2 separate regions of the Homo sapiens genome follow, and region 1 is linked to region 2. A link is a loop called in an ENCODE intact Hi-C map of the cell type or tissue named here. Cell type or tissue: heart left ventricle. All regions are shown on one strand. Links, peaks and the distances in the headings refer to the core of each region. The heading gives the core; the rest is flanking DNA. Region 1 has its middle 8.3 kb from the start of CALM2. Region 2 overlaps EPCAM-DT (EPCAM divergent transcript).

Region 1 (12,568 bases), core at 3,889-11,888, 89 kb after region 2:
ATGATTACAATGCAATAAACATATAAAGGCTAGGAAGCTAATTTATCATTGTGTTTTGTTTTATTTATTTGAAACTCCATCTTTGGTATAAACAGGCTTTATTAAAGATTATGAATTCAATTTCCAAATGAAGTGTAAATGGCTTTCTATAGAGAGATTACTTGATTTGTTGTTTTCCTGAATAAAACATGTTTTTGCACAGTGGGATTATGTAGCCTATATATTAATATTGGAGGATTATTCTGTTGTGCTTGGCATCTATGATGTGCAATGTTTGATTTGTTCTCTGATCTATTTGTCTTCACTCTCTTTAATAAACACTGAGACAGAATGCATAACCTCTTAAGACCTGCACTTCAATGAATCATAAAAGAATGTCTGTCTGTGTAGCAGTTTATCATTGGAATAATAATTCTGGTTCCCTTTAAAAATGTTACAGTGACTGCTCTTCAAAATAGACTGCAGAGAAAAGCATGAGAGATGCTGTGGGTCACTGATGGGGAATCATAATTGACCTCAGCTTTTGTCGAATGGTAACAGGCTTTCAGGGTATTAGATCATCACATACCACAGAACTACAAATATACTGCCCTCAAAGTCAGGGGGAAATTTTCCATTTTCAATTTATAAAACTACATAGCACAGACTGGTATAAAGAGGCAGCTTGTTGGTTGGGCTGGAACCTCCAGGAAGATAGCCCTTCAGGAGCCTGCCATATTGTAAAAACCTGTTCAACTTCAATCCTTTTGCAAAAGGATTGTGTAACTTTCACAGCCCAGTGCTTACTGGAATAAAGGCATACTGCACAAGTGAAATCACTGAAAAAGGGATCAATACCTAGATGAAATATCTCAGAATGCTGGGGCTGGGAAGAACCTTGGGAGGCCATCTATTTTAACTCCCTCAAGGCTAGTTGGCATATTTTAATGTATTAAAACTAATGTCTAAAGAGCTACAAAAGCTAACTGTCTGAAGAATTAAGATTCTACCTCTCTTCAGGAAACTCCATTTGTTGTTGTTACTGTTTCTTTTATTTTACTGCATCATAAAACTTCAGAATGAAGGATACAAAGTTCTAGTGGAGAGGAAGTCATTAGCCAACATCATTATTGGAAGAAATGATTTTGTACTGTTAATGACAGTATTATGTTCACTCCATAATTCAATAACTGTGAAGCAGTCTCCAATGAAGAGATGTGGATATCTCTGTTCAAACTAAACTGGGCCACAGGCCAAACTGACCAAATGTATTGTTTTTAAGATTTTAAGTTGACTCAATAAATTCCAAAGTCTAGCAATGAAATAAAAATAGTTAAATGATTCACTCATAAGTGTGTAGCAGCCTCAGGAATGAGTTGGTCTACACTAGTACAATTAAAGTAAATCAAACTCCAATCTTAAGGGAACCTGCCCCTTGACGTAGAGGAGGAAGAAAAGACTGGAGGGCCACCAGGCCTACTTTCATGTCCTCACTTCAAACCCTAAACTATGTCTCCTCTTCTTAAACTCCTAGAATATCTCATTTTGTCATTTTCTACCTCCCAATGGAAAATAATTCTCTTTTCCAAGATGCTTCAGACAATCCTAAAGCTCAGCCACTTGTGATCACATCCACAATAAGATATTATACGCACCCCAACCTTGCTTTACTTCTTACTGGGCTGAATGTTCTGGTTGTCTTCCTTGTCTTTCTATCTTCCAGGTGCCCATCATGGTACCTAGTATATAGTAGGTATTCAACTTTTCTTATTGCTGATTGTTTGTTAACACAATTTTAGTGGGATCTGCAAATTCCATATGAACCCATACTTTAGTTTGCCTCTCAGCAGTAAACCTGCTTTCTCAACTCCAATCTCTATTTTCTGTCTGACAAGAATTATTTCTGTCTGCAGCCCATTATATTCTAGAAACCACAGATTTTTTTTTTTTTTTTTTTTTTTTTTTGAGACAAAGTCTCACTCTGTTGTCCAGGCTGGAGTGCAGTGGCACGATCTCGGCTCACTGCAACCTCTGCCTCCTGGGTTCAAGCGATTCTCCTGCCTCAGTCTCCCGAGTAGCTGGGATTACAGGCACGGGCCACCATGCCTGGCTAATTTTTTGTATTTTTAGTAGAGAGAGCATTTCACCACGTTGGCCATGCTGGTCTCGAACTCCTGACCTCAGGTGATCCACCCGCCTCAGCCTCCCGAAGTGGCGGGATTACAGACGTGAGCCACTGCGCCTGGCCTACAAACCACAGGTTTAAATCTTGCCTTCGGAAAGTTTTTAGTCATAAAAGTTTTAGACATCAGAAAGAATTTCGAATTCCTGACCTCAAGTGATCCACCTGCCTCAGCCTCCCAAAGTGCTGGGAATACAGGTGTGAGCCACCACACCTGGCCTCTATTTGTTTCTTTGTTCTCCTAGTGCCTACTTCAGTGTTGGGCACTAGCAGGTACTGAAGAACCTGTGATTAATGAATGAGTGAATGAGAAAACAAGTACTCCCAAGCAGAAAAGCACACTGTTTGAGTCTGGGATTCAGGCAGAAATTAGTTAGAAATCTGAGGCCTACTAGCTGTGTGACATTGGGCAAATTATGTAAATCCTTTTTGCCTTAGCTACTCCATCTGTAAACTTGAATGGTTGCAGAACTGCCCCTATAAGTCACATGGGGATTCAATGTGACACTAAATGTAAAATGCTTAGCACAGTTCCAACAACATAGTGGATACAGTGTTTGAAAAAGTTAGTTACTATTAGCATAATGAGAAGTGATTAAAAATGCACACAGCCTGGGCATGGTGGCTCACGCCTGTAATCCCAGCATTTTAGGAGGCAGAGGCAGATCGCTTGAACCCAGAAGTTTGAGCGGCAGGTGAAAGGTTGAGATGGTCAGGGCCCGGACAAAAGAAAAGCATGGACCCTCAGCCAGCAGCATGCAATTATAACTGCCTTTGGCAGAGAGACCAGAAGTTTGAGATCAGTCTGTACAACATGGCGAAACCCCGTCTCTACTACAAATACAAAAAATTAGCCGGATGTGGTATTGCACTCCTGTAGTCCCAGCTACTCAGGAGGCTGAGGTGGGAGAATCATCTGAGCCCAGGAGGTCAAGGATACAGTGAACCAAGATCCAAGATTATGCCATTGTACTCCAGCCTGGGCAACTGGAGTAAGACCCTGTCTCAAGAAACAACAACAACAACAAAATAATAAAAACACACACGAAGAGGTGATAAGGGTGGAAGATGGGGGTTACCGCAGTTGCTATGGCTGGGTTAGAGAATCAGCAGAATTTTAAAGAGGGTAGCAATGGGAGTCAGTCATTCATATGATATAGGAGACCAGCTTGGAGCCAGGGAAATGGGTTCTAGATCTGACTCTTTCTCCAACTATGCAGGATCTTGGGCAAATCACCCCAACTTTAGGGTCTTAATTTCCTCATTAGAGGGTTGCACTAAATGACCTCTGAAATCTCTTCCCACTGAAACGATCTATAACTTGAGGGAAAGGATTCCTAGCAGCGTGCATGTGCTGCTTTTAGTGAGGGTGAGAGAGAGAGAGAGAGGCAGAAAGAGAAAGATCACAGGCAGGCCAATTTTCTAAATTTAATCCAACGAGCACCTGGTTCTTAAACAAAACCAATTCATATTGTTAAGTGACAGCAAGAAAAGTTAATATTATGCTGGTTCTTACTATCCAAAGGGACTTTACTAATCTCCTTTAAATCAAGAGATCATGTGACAGACTTGCCATCTGAGGCCCAGAGAGGCTATGCGGGGCTTATTCCAGATGACAGAGCTAGTTGGTGGTGATGTGGATGCAAATCCCTACTTCCTGAGTAGTCCCTGTGCAACAAGGGGTCCCCTATACAATGTCAAGTGACTCGGAGACAGAAGAGAGCACAGCCCATGAGGTGCTTGCTGGGGAGGGGAAACAGAACGCAGGGCTTGCTGGAGATAACTTCACTTGACACAGAAGGACGCTGCTGAAGGAGAGCTTTTGGTCACAACTAAAAGTTTTAATACGATAAAGTTAACTAAGAATCACTGGCAAGTAAAATTATTCCAGTTTTATTTACTACTAAGAGACACAGTAAACCTAGACCAAATATATTCAGACAAGATTGGGTGCATTCAGGGTGGTATGGCTGTATATAAGACAAAATATATTCAAATAAAGAAACTTGAACACAAGAGAAAATTAACATGGGTACAAACAGTCCAAATAATAGTCTAATGGGTTTGTATGAATATTGGAATGGGGAACTGGGGCAATGGCTGTCACTCTTTTTCTCTCCTGACCTTGGGGTCTCCCTAAGGAGACCAAGTATTGAACTCTTAGAATAAAGCAAAGCTCCTGTTCTTTCCAAGGCTTCTCTGCCTCCCAGAAAGGCGGCACAAAGCAGCAGCAACACCAGCAGCAGCAGCAAGTGTAAGGATCAGAGTGGGGGCTGTGGGAAGATGTGGTCTCTCTGCCAAAGGCAGTTATAATTGCATCCTGCTGGCTGAGGGTCCATGCTTTTCTTTTGTCCAGGCCCTGCCCATCTCAACCTTTCACCTGCCGCTTCCCAGTGGGCTTTATGATATTATCCATATTCCAGTTTGATCCAGTGCTCACTTTTTACACCCCCAAATATGACACCTTGGGGAAGAACTGAAGGAGCTACACAGAGATGGCATGAAGAATTGAGTGCTGAGAGCAAGGGTTCAGGATAAAGGCTGTATTGAGAGGAAATGTTTCTGAAGGCCTAGGGAGAGCCATTGAAGTGTTTATGGACAGGATGAGTGCAAAATATATAAAATGGTGACTTTTTTAAAGTTTAGAATGAAAAAAAAAAAGGATGCATTAAAAGTCTCTGAGGATCCTTGAATAAAATGCTGATCCTGGGTCCAAGCAGAGAAAGTACAAGGTGAGTCTGGAACATTTTGTGCCAGAAAGCAAGAAAGTACCCAAAAATGGATGGAGAAATATCAAAAAGATAAAAGGACACAGGAGCGGCTTGAATAGTCCATACTGGCCAAATATGAGACAACTTGAGCACCAAAAATTAATGTGAATGTAACTGATTATAATACACTGAATTAGAAAAAAAAATTCTGCCAGTCAATAGTAATGCTTACAACAAGAGAGAAAGGGAAAAGAAAGTACTTCGTTACAAAAAGAATGCTAGCTAGTACATGCAGAAGGGATTACAGAATAGAAAACCCATAATTTTTCAACCTACAATGTAATTATTGATTTAGACAAGGATCATCAATGGGTGATAAAATCACTAGGTAAAGATTTGGGGAAACAGAATATTCACACAAAGACAGAGCTTTGCCCCACAGATGACTTTATAAGATGACTTAATTAAAGCGGGAAATGTAGCTTTACAATGGTGATGTCTGGTAAATGTCATCATAACTAAGTGATCAAATATATCATCACTAATAGTGGAACAATTGCTATTAGATGCTCTTGAGATTATGCAGTGTGAAATACACAAATATTACCTGCGAAGTATTTTTGCCAAAAGTCTTCAAGCTTAATCTTGTCAAGCCTTTAGACTAAATTGTAATTTATAGGAAATGCAGAGGTAGAGGTACAAGTTAAATGACACTATGAGGAAACAATCAGACAAATCTAAAATGTAAACATTTTAAAAGAAAACTGTCCTGAGTCTTCAAAAATATCAGTGTCATGAATAAACAAGCAAAGGTGGGAGAACTGATCTAGATTAAAGGAATTAAGAGTCTAGGTGGGGCGTGGTGACTCATGCCTGTTATCTCAGCACTTTGGGAGGCTGAGGTGAGTGGATCACTTGAGATCAGGAGTTCAAGACCAGCCTGGCCAACATGGTGAAACCCCATCTTTACTAAAAATACAAAAATAAGCTGGGCGTCATGGTGGATGCCTGTAATCCCAGCTACTCGGGAGGCTGAGGCGGGAGAATTGCTTGAACCTGGAAGGTGGAGGTTACAGTGACCGGAGATCATGCCACTGCGCTTCAGCCTGGATGACAGAGAGAGACTCCATCTCAAAAAAATGAGTTGCCTGGTGCGGTGGCTCATGCCTGTAATCCCAGCACTTTGGGAGGCCAAGGTGGGCAGATCACGAGGTCAGGAGATCGAGACCATCCCGGCTAACACAGTGAAACCCCGTCTCTACTAAAAATACAAAAAAATTAGCTGGGCGTGGTGGCATGCGCCTGTAGTCCCAGCTGCTGGGGAGGCTGAGGCAGGAGAATGGCATGAACCCGGAAGGTGGAGTGTGCAGTGAGCTGAGATCACACCACTGTGCTCCAGCCTGGGTGACAAAGCAAGACTCCGTCTCAAAAAAAAACAAAAAAAGAGTCTATTAGCTAGGTGTGGTGGCATATGCCTGTAGACCCACCTACTTGGGAGGCTGAGGCAGGAAAGTCACTTGAGCCCAGGAGTTCGAGGCTACAGTAAGCTTGGCTCATGCCACATCGCACTCCAGCCTGAGCAACAGAGCAAGGCTGTCTCTTAAATAAATAAATAAATAAAAAGTCTAAAGAGATATAACTTTGCAAAGTATGGCTCTTGTTGGATCTGAGTTAGAGAAAATAAAACAGCTATAAAAGCATTTGGGGAACAAATGGGGAAACCTAAATATAGATGAGATCTAAGATGATGTGGAATTTATTTATTTTTTTGAGACAGGGTCTCACTGTGTTGCCTAGGCTGCAGTGCAGTGGTGCGATCACAGCTCACTGCAACCTCTGCCTCCTAGGCTCAGGTGATCTTCCCATCTCAGCCTCCTAAGTAGCTGAAAATACAGGCACACACCACCATGCCTAGCTAATTTTTGTATTTTTAGTAGAGATGGGGTTTCACCATGTTGCCCAGGCTGGTCTTAAACTCCTGGGCTCAAGTGATCCATCCGCCTTGGCCTCCCAAAGTGCTGGGATTACAGGCATGAGCCGCCGTGCCCGGCTGATACGCAATTTTTTAAACAGTTTGATAACGGTGTTGTGGTTTTACAGGAGAATATCCTTGTTCTTAGGAGAAATATGCTGGAATTTGGTGCTGATGTATGATGTCTACAACTTTAAAATGATTCACTTCAAAAAAATCTGCATGTCTGTATGTGGTGTGTATGTGTATGTGTGTATAGAGAAAGGAAGAGACAGAGACAGAGAAAGTAAAGCAAATGTAACAAACATCAGCCATTGCTGAACCTAGGTGGATAGTATATGAGTGGTTAAGATACTATTTTTCAACTTTTTGTACATTTGAAATCTTTCAAATTAAATTGAAAATGAAATTTCTAAGGAAATATTTGGTCATTAAAAAGCTTATCCCTTGGCCAGGCGCAAAGGCTCATGCCTGTAATCCCAGCACTTTGGGAGGCCAAGGCAGGCAGATTACTTGAGGTCAGGAGTTTGGGTCCAACCTGGCCAACATGGCGAAATCCCATCACTACTAATAATACAAAAATTAGCCGGGCATGGTGGCGTGTGCCTGTAATCCCAGCTACTTGGGAGGCTGAGGCATGAGAATTGCTTGAACACAGAAGGCAGAGGTTGCAGTGAGCCAAGATTGTGCCACTGCACTCTAGCCTGGGCAACAGAGTGAAACTGTGTCTCAAAAAAAATAAAAAAAATTAAAAACTTACCCCTGGCCTGGTGCAGTGGCTCACACCTGTAATCCCAGCACTTTGGGAGGCCAAGACGGACGGATCACTTGAGGTCAGGAGCTCAATACCAGCCTGGCCAATATGGTGAAACCCCATCTAAAAAAAAGAAAAAAACTTACTCCTGGCAAAACATAAGCTCTTTCATTCCTAATCAATCCTGTTATTGTAAAGAAGAAAGATATATTCCCTAAGTGACTCCTATTTCCTCATACAGAGGGGAAACTAAGCTCTTCCCTTCCAGGAAAGGCTCTCTGCAGATATTCTGAAGCCACAAGAGGGGAAAATTCCCCAGCAAATATACTCTCTTTCTTGTATTGACGTGATTTCAGAGCATCAAAAATAAAAACGAATAACATGAGGGATTTACAGTGTTCAGGAATTAATCCATACCCTTCCAATCCAGCCTTAACAGGGTACTCATCTGATCCCATGCCCTCATCAAGGTGACAGCTGCCTTCTCGGACTGTCTGGTCCCTGGTTCCTGATTTCCCTTCAGAAGAGAGGTCAGTGCATCTCAAACAGAGAGCAAAAATGGCAGATGAGCTTCCAAACTGACATTGTTACCAAGAGTTCCATGGAAGATAAAATAGATAATGTGATCCTGAGCACAGAACAAAGAATATTGAAATATGGAGAAGAGAAAGAAGATGGGTAGGTAGTTTATTTGGAACATCCAAAAAATCTTTCAAAGCAGACAATGATTTATGCCAAGTTCCACAAGCAGAGCCTAGAAATACTGACTAGCTAGTTAAACGGGAATGGAAGACAGCGTGAAAAAGGACAGAGAGGTCCTCAGCAACGCCAAATTCCCAGCCTTGAGAATGGGCATCCCAATTTCTACCTGTCAAACTTGCCAAAAGATACTAAAAAAGCAAGCCAATATGAAGAAAATGAAGTTACACTTTGAGGTACCTTTGCAAAAATTCACACCTCCATATAGCCTTCCATGCTGCCAACAATACACCAAAATATCAATCACCTTGTTTCTGGAAACCATTCAGAGTGAAAGCACAACATTTTTACAGCTTAATTACTTGGTGGTTAATTGCTTTAATTCATAATTTCATGAAGCTAATATGGTCTGAACCATAAATTCTCTAAATAAGATGAGAAAAACCACAATTTAAAAATTGTATACAGAATTATTGTACAATACAAAAACCCAAAGAAGATGAAAGCTATATTTGAACAAGTATGTATTTAGCATTTTCTTTCTTTTTTTTTTTTTTTTTTTTGAGATAGAGTCTAACTCTGTTGACCAGACTGGAGTGCAGTGGCACAAACTCAGCTCACTGCAACCTCCACTGCCCGGGTTCAAGCAAATCTCTGCCTCAGCCTCCCGAGTAGCTGGGGCTACAGGCGTGCACCACCACACTTGGCTAATTTTTGTATTTTTGGTAGAGACGAGGTTTCATCATCTTGGCCAGGCTGGTCTCGAACTCCTGATCTCATGATCCACCGGACTCGGCCTCCCAAAGTGCTGGGATTACAGGCATGAGCCACCGTGCCCAGCGTATTTACCATTTTCAAATTGATTTAAATAGTAACTTCCATAAGAAGATTAGAATTGCCCTGCTGGCTACTTTCTCTGATAAAAAAAATTTTTTCATTATTTTTAAGACAACATATGCTTTGTAAACACTATCTGAATATTAAAAGCCATGTGAAAAAGGCATGTACAAAATGATAATATTTTCGTTCATTCATCTACCTATCCATTCAACAAAATGTATTTAGCATTAGCTATGTCCCAGCATCATGCCAGGTGGTAAGGGTACAGACATAAATAAGGTCCCTCAAGGAGCTCAGCCTAGTTGGGGCAACCAACCTGTAAGAAAATAGTACCATCAAGCTTTAAGGATATTTTGAGAGATAATGATTATTTCACTTTGAGTCACAAGGAGAGGCACTGGTGGAGATAGGAAGACATCACAGGGGATGTGATGCTTGGGTCAAGTATAAGCAGATGTTCAGCAGGCAGTGGAAAAGGAGGAAAAGACTTTCTAGGCAGAGGGAGCAGCACACGCAAAGATGTGGGAGTGGGAAAGTGCACAGCACATCCAGATACCTGGGAGTGGTTCAGTGTAGCTTTGGTGACAGAGTGAGGGAGGCACTTTTTAATGAGACCAGAATAGAGGAGAGGATGTCTGGGTGAAAAGATCATGTGTTCAGTTTTGGATGTGATGCCTGAGGGCCTCTAGGAGGTGTTGCCAGCAGGCATTTTCAGCACTGTCTATAGACTTGGGTAAGAGAGAAGCTCCCTTAGCCTCCTTTTAGAGGACTCTGTTCTGTCCTTCCTCCAGGTGTACTCCACACACAGGCCAAGGGGACTTCCTCACGCAGAGCCCACACACTCCTACCCCTTCTAGACTATACCAGGTCCCCAGGACCACAGAATTCCTTGTTCAAACAGCCCAGAGCCTGCTTCCAGGGCCTGTGGAGTAGGTGTAGTGTGGAGAGTGGACCTGAGGATGATGTTGACAATGGAGATGGTAATGATGATGTCTCTGTTCCTTTGTGTTTCTTTTCTCTTTCTCCACCTTTGCCCAAACTTCTACAGATCACATTCTCTAGGAAGCTCCCTACTTACCCATTAGCTTGTCACCATGTGCTTCCATGGTCTCCCACGTTCATCTTTAGCACAGCACCTTTCTAGCACCTCATAGGCTACTGGTATTTATAGAATGAGTGGTCATGGTTTCCAGAGTGACCCACCAACCACCCTGGTTTGCTTGGAACTGTCTGGTTTTAGCACTGAAAGTCTAGCATTCCAGGAAAACCTCCAGTCCTAGGCAAATCCAGGAGATTGATCACCCTTAAACTGACATCTGAAATTTTTTGAGTGAGCAAATAAATGATTGTTAATATCAAAGCTGAAGGCACCCAATTTTTCCTGTGTGTATGTGAGCAGAAACCCATTCAAGGTATCTGGGGGATTCATTTCCTTCTCTGTACTCTTCAACTCCCATCTCAGCAAAACATGACCTGGCTGGATTCCTGACCCAGCTCCGTTTTTTCCCATAATCTTGGAGGAAGGATAGTTTAACTTTCTGAACCAGGGCTCTTTATCTGAACCACAGAACAAGAAATTGATTTCAGTACTATTCTCTCAAGGCTGGTACATAACTAGTACCATTCTAGATGCATAGAAGTTGATTCAATACATAATTCAATGCCTTAGGATATTTAGGATTTATTTCTTTTATCTGTTGAGAAACACATAGGCCTTAAAATCAAGAATGCTACTGGGGGCCAGACACAGTGGTTTATGCCTCTAATCCCAGAAGTTTGGGAGGCTGAGGAGAGAGGACCTCTTGAAGCCAGGAGTTTAAGACCATCCTGGGAAACAAAGCAAGATTCTGTCTCTACAAAAAATTTTAAAAATTAGCTGGGCGCACTTTGGGAGGCCGAGGTGGGCAGATCACGAGGTCAGGAGATCGAGACCATCCTGGCTAACATGGTGAAACCCTGTCTCTACTAAAACATACAAAAAATTAGCCGGGTGTGGTGGTGGGCACCTGTAGTCCCAGCTACTCGGGAGGCTGAGGCAGGAGAATGGTGTGAACCCAGGAGGCAGAGCTTGCAGTGAGCTAAGATTGTGCCACTGCACTCCAGCCTGGGTGACAGAGCGAGACTCTGTCTCAAAAAAAAAAAAAAAAAAAAAAAAATTAGCTGGGCGCAGCGGTTTGTGCCTGCAGTTCCAGCTACTTAGGAAGCTGAGGCGGGAGGATAACTTGAGCCCAAGAGTGCGGCTATAGCAAGCTATGATTACGCCACTGTACTCCAGCCTGGGTGACGATGAGACCCTGTCTTAAAAAAAAAAAAAGCTACTGTGATTGTCCCTTTGCCCTTCACCTTGGTCATTAGCACAGATGGCTGGAGGAGGGAAGCTATGGGAAGGAAGTGTCAAAGGATAGGGCTTGTGTTATCTCTGACCTGCAAATTGAGGAAGAGGTGTGGAGAGGAAGTACATTCTCACTTTCCCAACATGGGCAAAGGCAGAGAGCTGTAAGGTTTTACCAGTCAGGACAGGAAAATTCAAGGACAACCACCTTCTTGGCCTTGGCATGTTGGTCATCACCAACCTTCTCAGTGGCAATTGCCAAAGTCAGGCAGCACTGTATGTCATGTTGTGGAAGACAAATGCTCTATAAATAAATTGACTTGAAACAGTCTCAAATACACATAAACCACAATGGCTTTAAATGTAACTCTTGACTTTTTTCTCATTTTCTTTCTCTTCTAAGAGAGGTCAGCAAGGAAAGTTCTGCAAGAGAGGCTTTACGGAAATCCAACCTAAGAAACCTGGGAGGACTTTTATGTATCTGTTTTAACAAACATATTTCACACCTAAATATTTGTTTAAAAGCTCCTGGAGGCTTTAAACTCCAGAGATGGATACATACATCTCTGAGCATGCACCTGTATTTCAGACTTAACGATGCACTTGTTATATGCTAGACATCCATCTTTTTAAAAATTCATTTTCTAGAGGAGGTGATTATTCATTTTGTCATTCAATTTCCCATCATTAAAAATTTCATGCAGTAAAATCACTGCATACTAATGGGGTACTGTGTAAAGAGAGTATTTTTAGTGACTAAGTTGAAAGAAAAGATCATTGATGGCTCTTCCATCTGAGGATTTGAGGAGTAATCAGAGACAAATTTCTGAGGAATACCTTGGAAAGACCTGGAAGCTACCAGAATGCAGAGTAATGAAACGGAGGCCTTAGGGCTCCGTTTTCAGCTCAGATTCTGAAGCAGAGGTGTCCGCTTTTAAGTAACATTCTGTCTCGATGGTATTCCATTCACAGGATAAAGTTAATTAAATCTCCTTTCCCCCCACCATCATTACGTCACCACATTAGCGAGGACAATAGAAGCACAGGGTCCTGAGTTTGCACTGACTGGTCATTCATCTGAAAAGAAGGTCACAGGGTT
Region 2 (12,568 bases), core at 2,305-10,304:
TGTTTGAACCCAGGAGGCAGAGGTTGCGGTGAGCTGAGATCACGCGATTGCACTCCAGCCTAGGCAACAAACTCCAAAAAAAAAAAAAAAAAAGAAAGAAAGAGAGAGAGAAGGAAGGAAGGAAGGAAAGAAAAAAAGAAAGAAAGAAAGAGAAAAGAAAAGAAAGAAAGAAAAAGAAAGAAGGAAAGAAAGAGAAAGAAAGAAAGAAAGAAAGAAAGAAAGAAAGAAAGAAAGAAAGAAAGAAAGAAAAAGAAATTGTCTCATGTGATTATGGAGGCTGAGAAGTCCCAATCCATCTGTGCTCAGCAAGCTGGACACCCAGGAGTGCTGATGGCATAATTCCAGTCTAAATCTGAGGCCAAAGGTAGAAGAAATTGATGTTTCAGCTTGAGGACTATCAGGCAGAGCAAATTTTCCCCTAAACAGCCTTTTTGTGTTCTATTTAGGCTTCAAGGAATTGGATGAGACCACATTAGGGCAGGCAATCTGCTTTACTCAGTCTACTGATTCGAATGTTAATCTTCTCCAGAAACACTCTCACAGACACATCCAGAATAGTGTTTTACCAAATATCTGGGTACCCTGTAGCCCAGGCAAGTTGATAGATAAAATTAACACTCACATTTATATTATATGTATTTTGCCACACTAGAAAATATAAAAGACAGAAGAAACAAAGAAATCAGGGAGTCCAACTTCCCTGTTGGATGAGCTGGGAAATGATTTGTCCTGAGTCACACAACTACCAGAGTAACCAGAAGAACCAAACCTGGGTGTCCGTGACTTGGTCCTAAGCCCTACCCCAAGGCCCCTTGTTTGGTGGAGCACATTCCATCACCTGCTCAGCCTTTGCATCTTAGAAATCTTTTAATCTTTTGATTACCCGCTTGGGGTTTCTACCTGGAGGCTGAAGAGTTCTCTCTTCTGCAAGGGTGGGAATGAAGAGGCAGGGGGCACGAGCTAAGGTCCAGCCCGCAGCCCTATCTATGGGGAGGTGAAATTCAAGACACCTGCTCAGGTAAGGAAGGTAGCTGCCCTTTCTTTTATGGAGATAAGGGATTATGTGGGCACTTTGCCCATGATGGATGGTCTCCCTGGCCTACTCCAGAGCTGGTCCTGTGGTCAGAATGTCCCCCATCCTCATCCCCCCGCCATGCATTGAGCATGACCACTAGCTGCTGGGGTCTCCTGGGTATTTGGCCTCCCAAACCAGACTGTAAATGCCCTGAGAGCAGGGATCACATCTTCTTTGCCAATGTTATCCTCCCTTACCCCACCCCAGCATCTGCCAAGCATCTCACTCAGGGCTCAGCACTCAATAACCTGCACAGTTCAGGAAACTCTCACAGATTGCTTCATACTTCCAAGCTCACATATCTTGTCAGAACATGTACCTTAGAAATCTGTATGGTTTCTCTTCAGGTAACTGCAGAGATCCTGAAATGCCAAATCTGGGGAGAGGTAATAAAGGAGGACTTGTGTGAGGCCTGGGAATGGACAGCAGGGTGCATGCAGGATCTGAGCAGCAGAGAATGAGGGCTGTCACAGGCTTCAGAAAATGGGCATGAAAGCCTGGTGCGGTGGTCCTGAAAGCTGTCACCTGGGGACAGCCACCTGCCAGGGATAGTCTAAGGAGGGATCATGTCCATCTCCATACCCAGGGCTGCTTCCACCTCCCTGGGCACATGTGGGGTAGATTGCTCTCAACCTTGCCCTGAGCTTCTCTGCGTCTCCAAGGCCAGAAGATGATGGTAAGATGACAAGAATGAGGGTTTATGGGGTATTGGCCAATGGTCACCTGCCTCATCACCCTCAGCTTTGATCACAGCCAGGCAATCATTGTTTTCAACCCCATTCCTGCCCCAGAACTAAGCCTCTGAGCTAGAATCCATTTCTACCTCCAGACAGAGACCTGTTTGGAGACTTGAAAAAAGTTACCAGCTCTATTGGCTGGGTGGTGGCTCATGCCTGTAATCCCAGTACTTTGGGAGGCCAAGGTGGGAGGATTGCTTGACCCCAGGAGTTTGAGGTCAGCCTGGGCAATATGACAAAACCCCATCTCTACAAAAAAATAAAAAAATTAGCCAAGCGTGGTGGCACGTACCTGTAGTTCCAGCTACTGGGGAGACCGAGGTTGGAAGAGGGGGTTGGGGGCATCTCTTGGCCTGGGAGGTTGAGGCTGCAGTGAACCATAATTGCACCACTGCACTCCAGCCTGGATGACAGAGTGAGACCTTGTTAAGAAAAAAAAAAAAAAAAGGAGAAGAAGAAGAAAAGAGAAAAAATATTAACCAGCTCCCATAGTCCCTTCTAAGATCTTGTCAACAAAAATTGTGAACGACTTTGAAATGGGCAATGCTTCCTGGGTGTCCTTTCAACAATGTCAGGCATTGTCTAGAGTAGAAGACCCTTCCTAGGTTGTCTGATTCTACAGGAATCTGTGCCTTTTATTGTCTTCAATGATGTGGCATCTCTGTAGAGACGTAAGTTAACTTATGGTAAGCTGATGCTTAAACACAAGATTCCTGTTCATAGAAATGCAAATGAAGAGGCCGGTTTTGCATCTATTAGTAAATTCCCTTTAACATCCCTGATTGCCTATATATGTGTCTGTTTCTTGGATTTTCCTGTGAACTGGTTGTAATATCTTACCAGTTCCCTCATTAATTAATCAATTGAATTGAAGTCACTGACATGCTCATTTTATATTTGTTTTTATTTTTTATTTTTAAAATATTTAAAAAAAATTTTTTTGAAACAGGGTCTCACTCTGTCACCCAGGTTGGAGTGCAGTGGCATGATCACAGCTCACTGCAGCCTCGACTTCACAGGCTCAATCAATCCTCCCACCTCAGCCTCCCAAGTAGCTGGGACTACAGGTACACGCCACCATGCCTGGATAATTTTTGTATTTTTTGTGGAGACAGGGTTTTGTCAGGTTTCCTAGGCTGGTCTTGAACTCCTGGGCTCAAGCAATCCTCCTGCCCCTGCCTCCCAAAGTGCTGGGATTCAGGTGTGAGCCACTGTGCCCGGCCTTATTTTATATTTGCATAAGAATTATAATTTTACCTTTTAAAAAATATCCTTTAACAGTTTTAAATATGGGTCTTGTGCTTAAGTTGAAGGAACAGAGAGGGAAAGGGAAGGAGGAGACGAGTGGAACTTGGCAGGTGGAAGGAGAAGTGGGAAAGGAGAAAATAAAAGAAAACCGAAAAGAAGGATTGAGAGGCAGAGATAGGCTGCGGGAAGAGTGGAGGGGAGGGAAAGAGCAAAATAACAAAAGTGGGAGGCAGAGAAAAGAATCTTATATATAGGGCGGACACAGTGGTGCAAGCCTGTAATCCCAGCACTTTGGGAGGCTGAGGTGGGTGGATCACTTGAGGCCAGGAGTTCGAGACCAGCCTGGCCAACATGGTGAAACCCTGTCTCCAAGTAAAAATACAATTAGCCAGGCATGTTGTCCTGAGCCTGTAGTCCCAGCTACTCTGAAGGCTGAGGCATGATAATTGCTTGAACTGGAGAGGCAGAGGCTGCAGCGAGCCAAGATCACACCACTGCACTCCAGCCTGGGTGACAGAGCAAGACTCTGTTAAAAAAAAAAAAAGAAAAAGAAAAAGAAAAAGAAAGAATCCTATATACAAATACAAATACTCTCTCTCTGCTTGAAGGAAAGTCTTTATTTTGAGTCAGCTATGAGAGGCCCTCTCCATCCCTCAGTCCGAAAGGGAAATTATTTTCTGCCTCTGTCGTTTCCCAGGTCACCAGTTATATTAAGCCAAGGTCCCTTGGTGGCTGCTGTCTGTAATTTTTCCACTCCCCATCCTTTTGAGTCAGATTGCAAAATAAGGACATTTTGAAACAGATTCTTTGTGATCAAGGCTGTGGACATGTGACTGGGGACTCTTTCAGGCCCTATGGAGCTGGGTAGGGTCCTTATTGAGGGCCCTGTTTAAATCAGCAACAGGAAGGCAAGCAGAACCACCAGGCTGCTGCCACAGGTGCTCTGACCCCAGCCTGCCCACTTGGGGAGGCCACGCAACATTCCCAGGCCTTCCCTAGGCAGGAGGACAGGGTTGCTCCTGCGGTGCCTTTGCCGGGGTTAGAAGTAGGTTCTTTGCCCTGCAATGTCCCCGCTGGCCTGGCATAGATCTGAAATTTAGAGAGCCAGTTGTCATAGTTCTAACATGCCCCTTCATCATGTGACTGCAGCTTCTCTTTCCAAATTATCTCCTGCCATACCTGCCCCACATCCAGTGCTCCAGCCAGGCAAGTCGACTTACCACCCTCTGAACATGTCAAATACGTTCACATCTCTATGAGCCTTTGCTCTGACTGTTCTCTCTGCTTGGAATGCCTTTTCCCTTTCTTCCCTACCCGATGACATCATACTCATTCTTTCCTCTTACTTCCAGGCAGAGTGAATTATTTTCTCCCTTGAGCCTTCATGTGTACTTTATATACATCTGTATTTAGACATAGCACTCATCGCTCTGGTTTGTAATTACTTGCCTGTCCGCCAGTCTGTTCTTCAAGGGCAAGAGCCCAGGCTTATTATTCATGGCCTGTCCTGGTACTTGGCTTAGTGCCTGGCACAATCATTCAGTCATTTCACAAATTTATTGAGCACTGACTATGTGCCAGGCTGTATTCTAGGTGCTGGGCCGTAAACAAAACTGATAAAGCTCTCCATTCTTGTGGAGCTTACATTCCCGCTGGGGAGGCAGACGACATACAAATAAACGAAAATAACCAATACGTTAGAGAGTGACAGGTGCTTGTGGAAAATCAAGGGAGCTAAGCACCCAAAGAATGATGGCGAGTATTGTTTTAGACAGGATGGTCAGAGAAAGCCTCTCTGATAAGGTGGCATTTACTTTTTTCTTTTTTCAAGATGGGGGTCTCCCTATGTTGCCCAAGCTGGTCTTGAACTCCCGGGCTCTAGCACTCCTCCCGCCTTGGCCTCCTGAAGTGTTGGGATTACAGGCGTGAGTCAGGCTGCTCGGCCATGGTGGCATTTAAATAAAGGCCCGAGGAAGGTGAGGGAGCAGGCGGGTCATGGGGGTGTCGGGAAGTGACCTTCTAGGCAGAGGGAACAGTGAGTGTAAAAGCCCCGAGGTGGGAGTGTGTCTGGTGTGCTTAAAGAACAGCATGGGGCCGATATGGCCATAGGGAAGTGAGTGGCAAGAACAGCGATAGGAGCTTAGCTCCAAGTGCTTAGGGCCATGCAGGCTAAGGCTCAGCTTTTACTCCAAGTGGCGTGGGGAACCATTGCAGGGATCTGAGCAGAGAAGACCATCTAACTTAAGTTTTAGAGCATTCACAATCTTATGGGACCTCCTGGATACTCTCTGGAAACAGATGGTGGGTGTTCACAAGGTCATCAAGGTCATCAGTAATGTGAGGCCAAGGCAACCAGCCCTTGGGGAGTGTGTCCTTGACCTTGACGGCAGGAAATGGGCGAGTCTGCTCCCTTAACTCTATGTTCCCCTTCTCCTTTTCCCTTAGAGAAGTGTCCCAGCTGATGGGGGCTTTCTGACCCGGGCACTGAACGAGCCTGGACTCTGGTGATACCAGGCAAATCTCGTGGGAAATAAACAGAGAACCCTGGCTTGTAACAGGAGTTTACCCCCAAAAGTCAAGGCAGACTTCCTGGAAGAGGAAGGCTCAGCTATCCGGTGATTAATAAAAGGCAAATCACCGCAAGAGAAACCAGCCTTTCGCGACCCTGGCAGTTGGACAGCATGGCTGTTGGTGCTGGGTCACCTTCAGAACGGCCTTGGCAAATGAGTGCTAATGAAAGCCTGGCTCAGGGACAGAATGAATGATTTAGACTACTCACCCCCTCCAGGCTCTCTCCTAGGCACATTTGGTAAATCCTTACCGTAATAACCAATAAGAGTTGAAGACATCGCCTCTCCACCCCTCCAAAGAAGGGAATGTCTAACGGTGGAATTGCAGGCACTGGGTAATGCTGGCTCCTAAGTGCCCTTGGGGAGGAGACTTCCGAGAATGCTTCTATTCCCATTACAAAAAAGGCTCCCATTCCCACCTGCCTTCTCCCAGAGAGGCTTGCGGTGACCACGACAGGTGCAACAGGGCTCGAGCTGGCGCGGGCGCAAGGGGTTCCTGGTCGGCCCAGGGCCGGGGTCCCAGTGCGCAGGTGGGCGGCGCCGCGTGCAATGGAGGCTGGCGGCCGACAGAGGGCGCAACGGAGCCGCTGGGCTCCCCCTGCTCTTTCCCGACTACCTCGCTGCCCAACTGCCCTGTCAGCCGTGTTCGCGGTGCCGCGGGGCGTGTGTGGGCGCCGTCAGGGAGGCCTTCCTAGGCCACTCCTCAACCATCATCTGCTGCCGTCCCTGGCCGCGGCCTAGCCCCATTTCCGGTCAACTTAGTCCCCCGCCCCCAGGCCGTCCAGATCTCGCCACACCCTCTGCAGGCCACCCCCACCCTTCCTTCCCTTCCAGGTGTGGTCAGTCGGGGAGGGTGGTGGCCGGGGGTGAGGGGCATGGTCTGGAGGACGTGGGCCCGGAACCCGGGAGTGAAGATTAGCGGTTTTGTACAGGGAAGCTGCAAATGAGAAGCCATAGCTGATTTCACCCCCAGCCATTGCCTTAGGCCTCGGTAGCCTCAAGCCTTAGGCCTGGGCGCTGGGATGGGGGCCTAGAGTAGAGTCCAGGGCCCCTGGGGAATGTGGGAAGGCATCTGCCCTGTTTACTTCTGCAGGCTCTGGCTGGTGATAGAGCCAATCATTATTTGTATGAATGAAAGAAAGAAATGGAGAGTAGTCCAGGCACGGTAGCCCATGGTGGCATTGCTTGAGGCTGCGAGTTGGAGACCAGCCTGGGCAACATAGCCAGTCCCCGTTGCTTAAAAAAAAAAAAAGAAAAGAAAGAAAAGAAAAAGAAATGGAAAGTGATCTAGGGATCTGTTTGTCTGTTTGCCTAAGACCCAGCTCTGGCCAGCCCTGATGGGTCCCAGGGGACCAGCAGGCTTTGCCATGCTCCTGTTGCTATGATACTTACCTGGAGCCCTCTCCCTCCATCTTCCCACACCTCACACGTTCCCTTTCACTTCTGCCACTGTTCCAATGCCCTTGCTAGTACTTGATCCAAATCTCTTATCCTAGCTTTCAATGTTCTGCATGGTCTTGCCCCACCCTATGAAGGGTAGCCGAATACACGGCCCTAAAATATGCCACTTGGGCACAAGGATTATTTTGAGCTGAAGGCAGTTGAGAAGAAGCAGAAACATGAAAAACTCTCTGCCCTCCCCCTATTTGCCTAAAAGCCGGATATAAATTTACAAGGGTGTCCCTCCTTCCCTCTCAATCAGGAAGGACAAAGGTTGATCACAGAAGACGGCCTTAGACCTCTATCAGCCTGGAGACAGCACCAGAGGAATCTGCATAAAAAGCTTTGCTAACTAGCCTTTATCTACCATTATTTTGTTCAGTTATTTGTCTTTCCACAATTGCCACCCCTAGGGACTCAAGGTCCATTGCTTTTGTCTTGTCACTTCTCTAAAATTGCATTGTTTTTTGTTGAAGATGCTATATAAGAGTTCTAAGTCATCTCTTCAAGGTTTTCTCATTTTCCCTGAGTGTCTCCCATGTTTACATATTAGTAAACTTCTGTGTTTTTTTCTTTTTCTTTTTTTTTTGAGAATGAGTCGCACTCTTGTTGCCCAGGCTAGAGTGCAGTGGCACGATCTCTGCTCACTGCAACCTCCGCCTCCCAGGTTCAAGCAATTCTCGTGCCTCAGCCTCCTGAATAGCTGGGACTACAGGCACCCGCCACCACACCTGGCTAATTTTTGTATTTTTAGTAGAGATGGGGTTTCACCATGTTGGCCAGGCTGATCTCAAACTCCTGACCTCAGGTGATCCACCCACCTTGGCCTCCCAAAGTGCTGGGATTACAGGCGTGAGCCACCGCACCCAGCCCTGTTTGTTTCTCCTTGTTAATCTGTCTTCTGTTACAGGGGTCCCAGCTAAGGACTCAGAAGGGTACAGGGAAAATTATATTTCCTCCCTGACACTATCTTACAATACGTGCTGGACTCTTCCATTGCTCCACTAAATCGACTCAAAGTAACATAATTTCAACCGGCCTTCCTCTGGCGAGCTGCCCATCCCCTTTTTCCCTATCAAGAACACCTCCCTTGACTTGCCTCCAAATCTTTCTCTTCCTTCAAGGCCAGGCTTCAGGAAGAGAATCCCATTCAGTCCCTTCAGGAAGCATTTCCTGACTTTTTCAGCCCATAATGAGTTTTCCCAGCTCTGAATGTGGCATTCACTCCTTGACCCCTTTTTTTTTGGTACCAATTATCCTACTGGGCTTTGTCCTATGGTACTTTTGTACCTGCCTTTTCTCTCTAGCTAAATTGTAATAATTTGGAAGGTAGGGTCCAAGTCTTACTAATCTTTTTCTTTCCCCCTTCCATTCATCATACATTTATTGAGCACCGACTACATACCAGGTATAAAGTCTAGTACATAAGGTCCCAAAGGAGTGTAGGACACAGCCCCCACAATGGAGTTCTGGAGAAAATAAAACACATGGGGCTTGAGAAAAAACAGGGAATGTGTCTCCCCCATGGAGCACTCATCAGAAAAATCTGGAGTGACTTCCTGTGGGAGCACTCAGCATCCTGAATGAAGAAGCAGTCTCATTCTCAGAGGGAGTGGCTGCCCATTCATGGAGACACTCACTCACCCGTTGCCTCATTCATTCATTCATTCATTTGATAAATATTTGTTGAGTCCTCACTTTATCCAAGTGACTCATGAGATTGGTCACACTGCAGCCCAGGGCTGGCTGGAGTGTGTGTGGTGGGGGTGGTGGGGGACACCAGAAGCCCGGAAAGCTTTAGGGGTGTGTCACTTCTTTGTCAGTTCCTGTTAAGAGGCATGAGTCCCTGCTGGAAATGGTCTTGGGAAAGATGGGGTGGGCGTGGCAAGGGCAAGAAAGCTTGGAGTTTCATGGAGGAAAGGAGGATGGATACCAGCCTTCTCTGAGGGCAGGGTGCCAAACCCTGCCTGTAGTTCCCTTTGGAACAGTTTGCTCTGCCAAAGAGCAGGTTCCCTTTAAAGTTCTTTCCTTCCGTGATCATTTGGGGCTTTTCAAACAGCCCCATGAGGCATTGGGTCATATACCAGCCAGGAAAGCTAAGGCTAGGAGATTTATGATTTCCCCCATAGTCACTGGGCTATGTCAGGCCTAGGCTTAGGCCTGGCCTCCCCAGTTTCGTTGTAGAGGGCTATGTTCTTGACACCTTTGGACCCTGTATGCCAGACTTTACACCTGGTATGTGGTAGATACTCAACCTGCTCTCTCAGCAGGAATCAGTCAGAGGGGAGGAATCTCTGGCTCCACATAGTGAAGGAGGCAGGCCTCTGGAACAGAACACTTTAAATTTCAGACCAAAGTGATGGCCTTCATCATATCTAGCCACTGGCAGCTCTTTGGCTCTCACTCAGAAATTAAATGATAACTAATTACCAAATCCTAACTCCAATTGACTTCCAAACTTTACTTATTTATTTATTTATTTATTTATTATTTTATAAAAATATAAATAGAGAGAGGGTTTTGCCATGTTGCCCAGGCTGGTCTCAAACTCTTGGACTCAAGCCATCTGCCTGCCCTGGCCTCCAAAGTGCTAGGATTACAGCTGTGAGCCACCGTGCCCTGCATTTTTTTTTTTCTTAGAGACAGGGTTTTGCTTCACACAGTCTACAGTGCAGTGGTGCCATCATACCTCATTGCAGCCTTGACCTCCTGGGTTCAAGGGATTCTCCTGTCTCAGTTTCCCAAGTAGCTGGGACTACAGCTATGTGCTACCATGCCCAGATTATTTATTTATTTATTTATTTATTTATTTATTTATTTATTTATTTTTTATTTATTTATTTTGTAGAGACAGTGTCTTACTATGTTGCCCATACTGTTCTAGAACTCCTGCAAATTCTTTTTTTTATTTTTATTTTTTTCTGAGATGGAGTCTTGCTCTGTCGCCCAGGCTGGAGTGCAGTGGCGCGATCTCAGCTCAGTGCAACCTCCGCCTCCCAGGTTCAAGCAATTCTCCTGCCTCAGCCTCCTGAGTAGCTGGGCTTACAGGCACCATCATGCCCTGCTAATTTTTGTATTCTTATTGGAGATGGGGTTTTACTATGTTGGCCAGGCTGGTCTCAAACTCTGGCCTCTTGATCCGCCCGCCTCTGCCTCCCAAAGTGCTGGGATTACAGGCGTGAGCCACCGTGCCCGCGCCACAAATTCTATCCTTAATGTCCAAATTCTAACCCCTCCTTTAAATCATTCACTCCTTTATTCTAATGGGAATACATCACTCCACCCCTAAGGGAAACTTGGCCTCTCTCAAATCCTCATAGCCCCCAGTGGGTTCAAGCATCCTGGGGCAATGAGAAGGTCCAAAATAAGGGTTGCATGCATGCCAGGGAGGAGCTGGTGACACCACGAATTTGTCTTCATTATGAAAGTGACCCCCTTTCTCTCTCCAGGTACTCAGGCTATCATGTTGTCCCCAGGCCCTCCTGGAAGGAGGGGAAAAAACATGGTGTTAACCCTTCTAGATATTTTCTAGCAAGGCCTAAAACAGGCAAGGCTTAGCAGAAGAGATGAAGCATTAGCAGAAGGAGTCCAGGTATTTAGGCATGAATTCATTTATTCAGGCATGAATCAGATATAATCCCCACCTTCAGGCGGATTGCGACCTAGAGACAACTGATTTTCTTCTAAGAACGCTTACAATGAGTTAGGTACCAGTGTTACGTATTTTCCATGTTATATTTTATTTAATTGCTACTATCCCATGGAAAAGGAACTATTATCCCATTTTGTGGATGAAGGAACTGAGGCTCAGCACTAGTAAAGGGCAAAGCCAGAGACTGAAAGCCTCCTAAGTCCCCTTTCCTGCATTGTTTCCAGGTGGGGCAGGTGAGAAAAGTGATCCAGTAACCCTGGAGGCTGTTTCTGATTCAAGTCACCTCCTGCACCACCTAGGCCCGAGCTGCAGGCTGTGGAGCCAGGAGATGGGTCCAGATTCTCTCCTAGGCTGCACCCACCTCGGCTAGGCTGAGCCTATTAGATTGCAGGCCCTGTGGGCAGGGCTGTTACAATGGTCGCCTGGCGTCAGTGGTCAGGGCCTGGACCCTGGGAGTTCTGTTGTGTGGTTACTGCTCTTTTCCCTGGTGTGTCATTCTTGTTGACCACCAGGGTTCCAAGCCACTGGAGAGCTTCCCATTGAAGTCACAGCCAGACTTGCTTTCTCCACAAAGTACAAAGCCCTGCCTTAAAGGGAGCAATTCTGCTTCTATTTTATGAGTATTGTAAAATAATGCTATTTAGTAACTGGTTATGTCAGGCAGCTACTCTATGCCCAGCCTTGTGGAGAGGAATGACCCCTGCCCTTAAGGTGCTTACAACGTGGTCATAAAATATATGAACTAATGAGTAGGGCATAATAATAATAATAATAATAATAATAGATGACATCTGTAGAGCATTAACTGCATACCCGGGGCTGCAGCTTTCAACAGGACTATCTCATTTAATGCAAAATAACATCAGCACACATTATCGCAACTTTACTGCTGCAGTATGTAACAGGTGGGAAGAGCCAGGGAAATGGGATCGGAAGAACTTTCAAATTTAAATCTTGTCAAATACTACCTGCATGATGCTTGGAAGGAACCTGGAAGTTACTTAACGTATCTGAACCTCAGCTTCTCTAGCTGCAAAATGGGGAATATTTTAAACCCCTAGGTAAAAAGTTACCTGTGAGTCCTCCAGGAACTCTCTCCTTTGACACACATTCTGGTCAGCCCCACATTCTCCTGGGGGATCTGACTCTTCCAGAGAAAATTCCTGCTAGAGGTGTTAGTCCCTCCCATCCTCAGACCCCATCTACACAGGTGAGCCCCGAGGGCTGAGCACCAGGACAAAGCCTTCCAGCAGTATAGACATTTTTCTTCTTTCCCCCTACTTTGTTGTTTTTTGTTTTGAGACAGGGTCTCACTGTGTCGCCTAGGCTGGAATACAGTGATATGATCATGGCTTACTGTAGCCTCGACCTCCTGGGCTCAGGTGATTCTCCCACCTCAGCCACCCAAGTAGCTGGGACTACAGGTATGTGCCACGTTGCCTGGCTAACTTTTTAAATATTTTTTTCGTAGAGACAGGGTTTCATCATGTTGCCCAGGCTGGTCTTGAACTCCTGGGCTCAAGAGATCCATCCACCTCGGCCTCCCAAAGTGCTGAGATTACAGGTGTGAGCCACTGCACCAGGCCTACTCTCCTACCTTTTGTTTGTGTATTTTTTTGGTAACCACAATCCTTGATGTTTCCTAAAGTCCAGTAGAAGGATCTCATGAAAATTGTGGCATTCCCTCTCAGGATCAGCCACGGCTTTTGCACACTGTTCCAGTTGGAGGAACCAACCACTGAGCATATATTCTTAATAAACACAAAACACACACACACACACACACACACACACACACACACACACACACCTCGGCTCAGTCACCACTGCACCTGGGAAGCCTTCC

The links. A loop is a pair of places that touch in the nucleus more often than their neighbours do. Peaks named below come from ENCODE experiments on the same cell type or tissue, not always from the same donor. Only the 100,000 strongest peaks of a DNase experiment are listed, where the experiment ranks them.
Region 1: a loop joins it to region 2, with 3 times the contacts of the local background. A loop is called at or near these places in 86 of 110 quality-filtered maps.

What each region holds. Positions count from the first base shown.
Region 1 is chr2:47,178,500-47,191,067 of GRCh38, reverse strand. No RefSeq gene overlaps it. Among named protein-coding and RNA genes, the nearest start is that of CALM2, 8.3 kb to the right of the region's middle. In heart left ventricle, for the core only: no CTCF peak of the experiment used is centred there; no DNase peak of the experiment used is centred there.
Region 2 is chr2:47,266,179-47,278,746 of GRCh38, reverse strand. All of the region lies in intron 3 of EPCAM-DT (EPCAM divergent transcript), which reads left to right. Among named protein-coding and RNA genes, the nearest start is that of BCYRN1, 63 kb to the left of the region's middle. RefSeq lists enhancers at 3,543-4,043, 4,044-4,544 and a silencer at 6,104-6,283. In heart left ventricle, for the core only: a CTCF peak has its summit at 6,188 (motif pointing right); a DNase peak (open chromatin) is centred at 6,306; H3K4me3 peaks cover 1,042 bases; H3K27ac peaks cover 4,804 bases.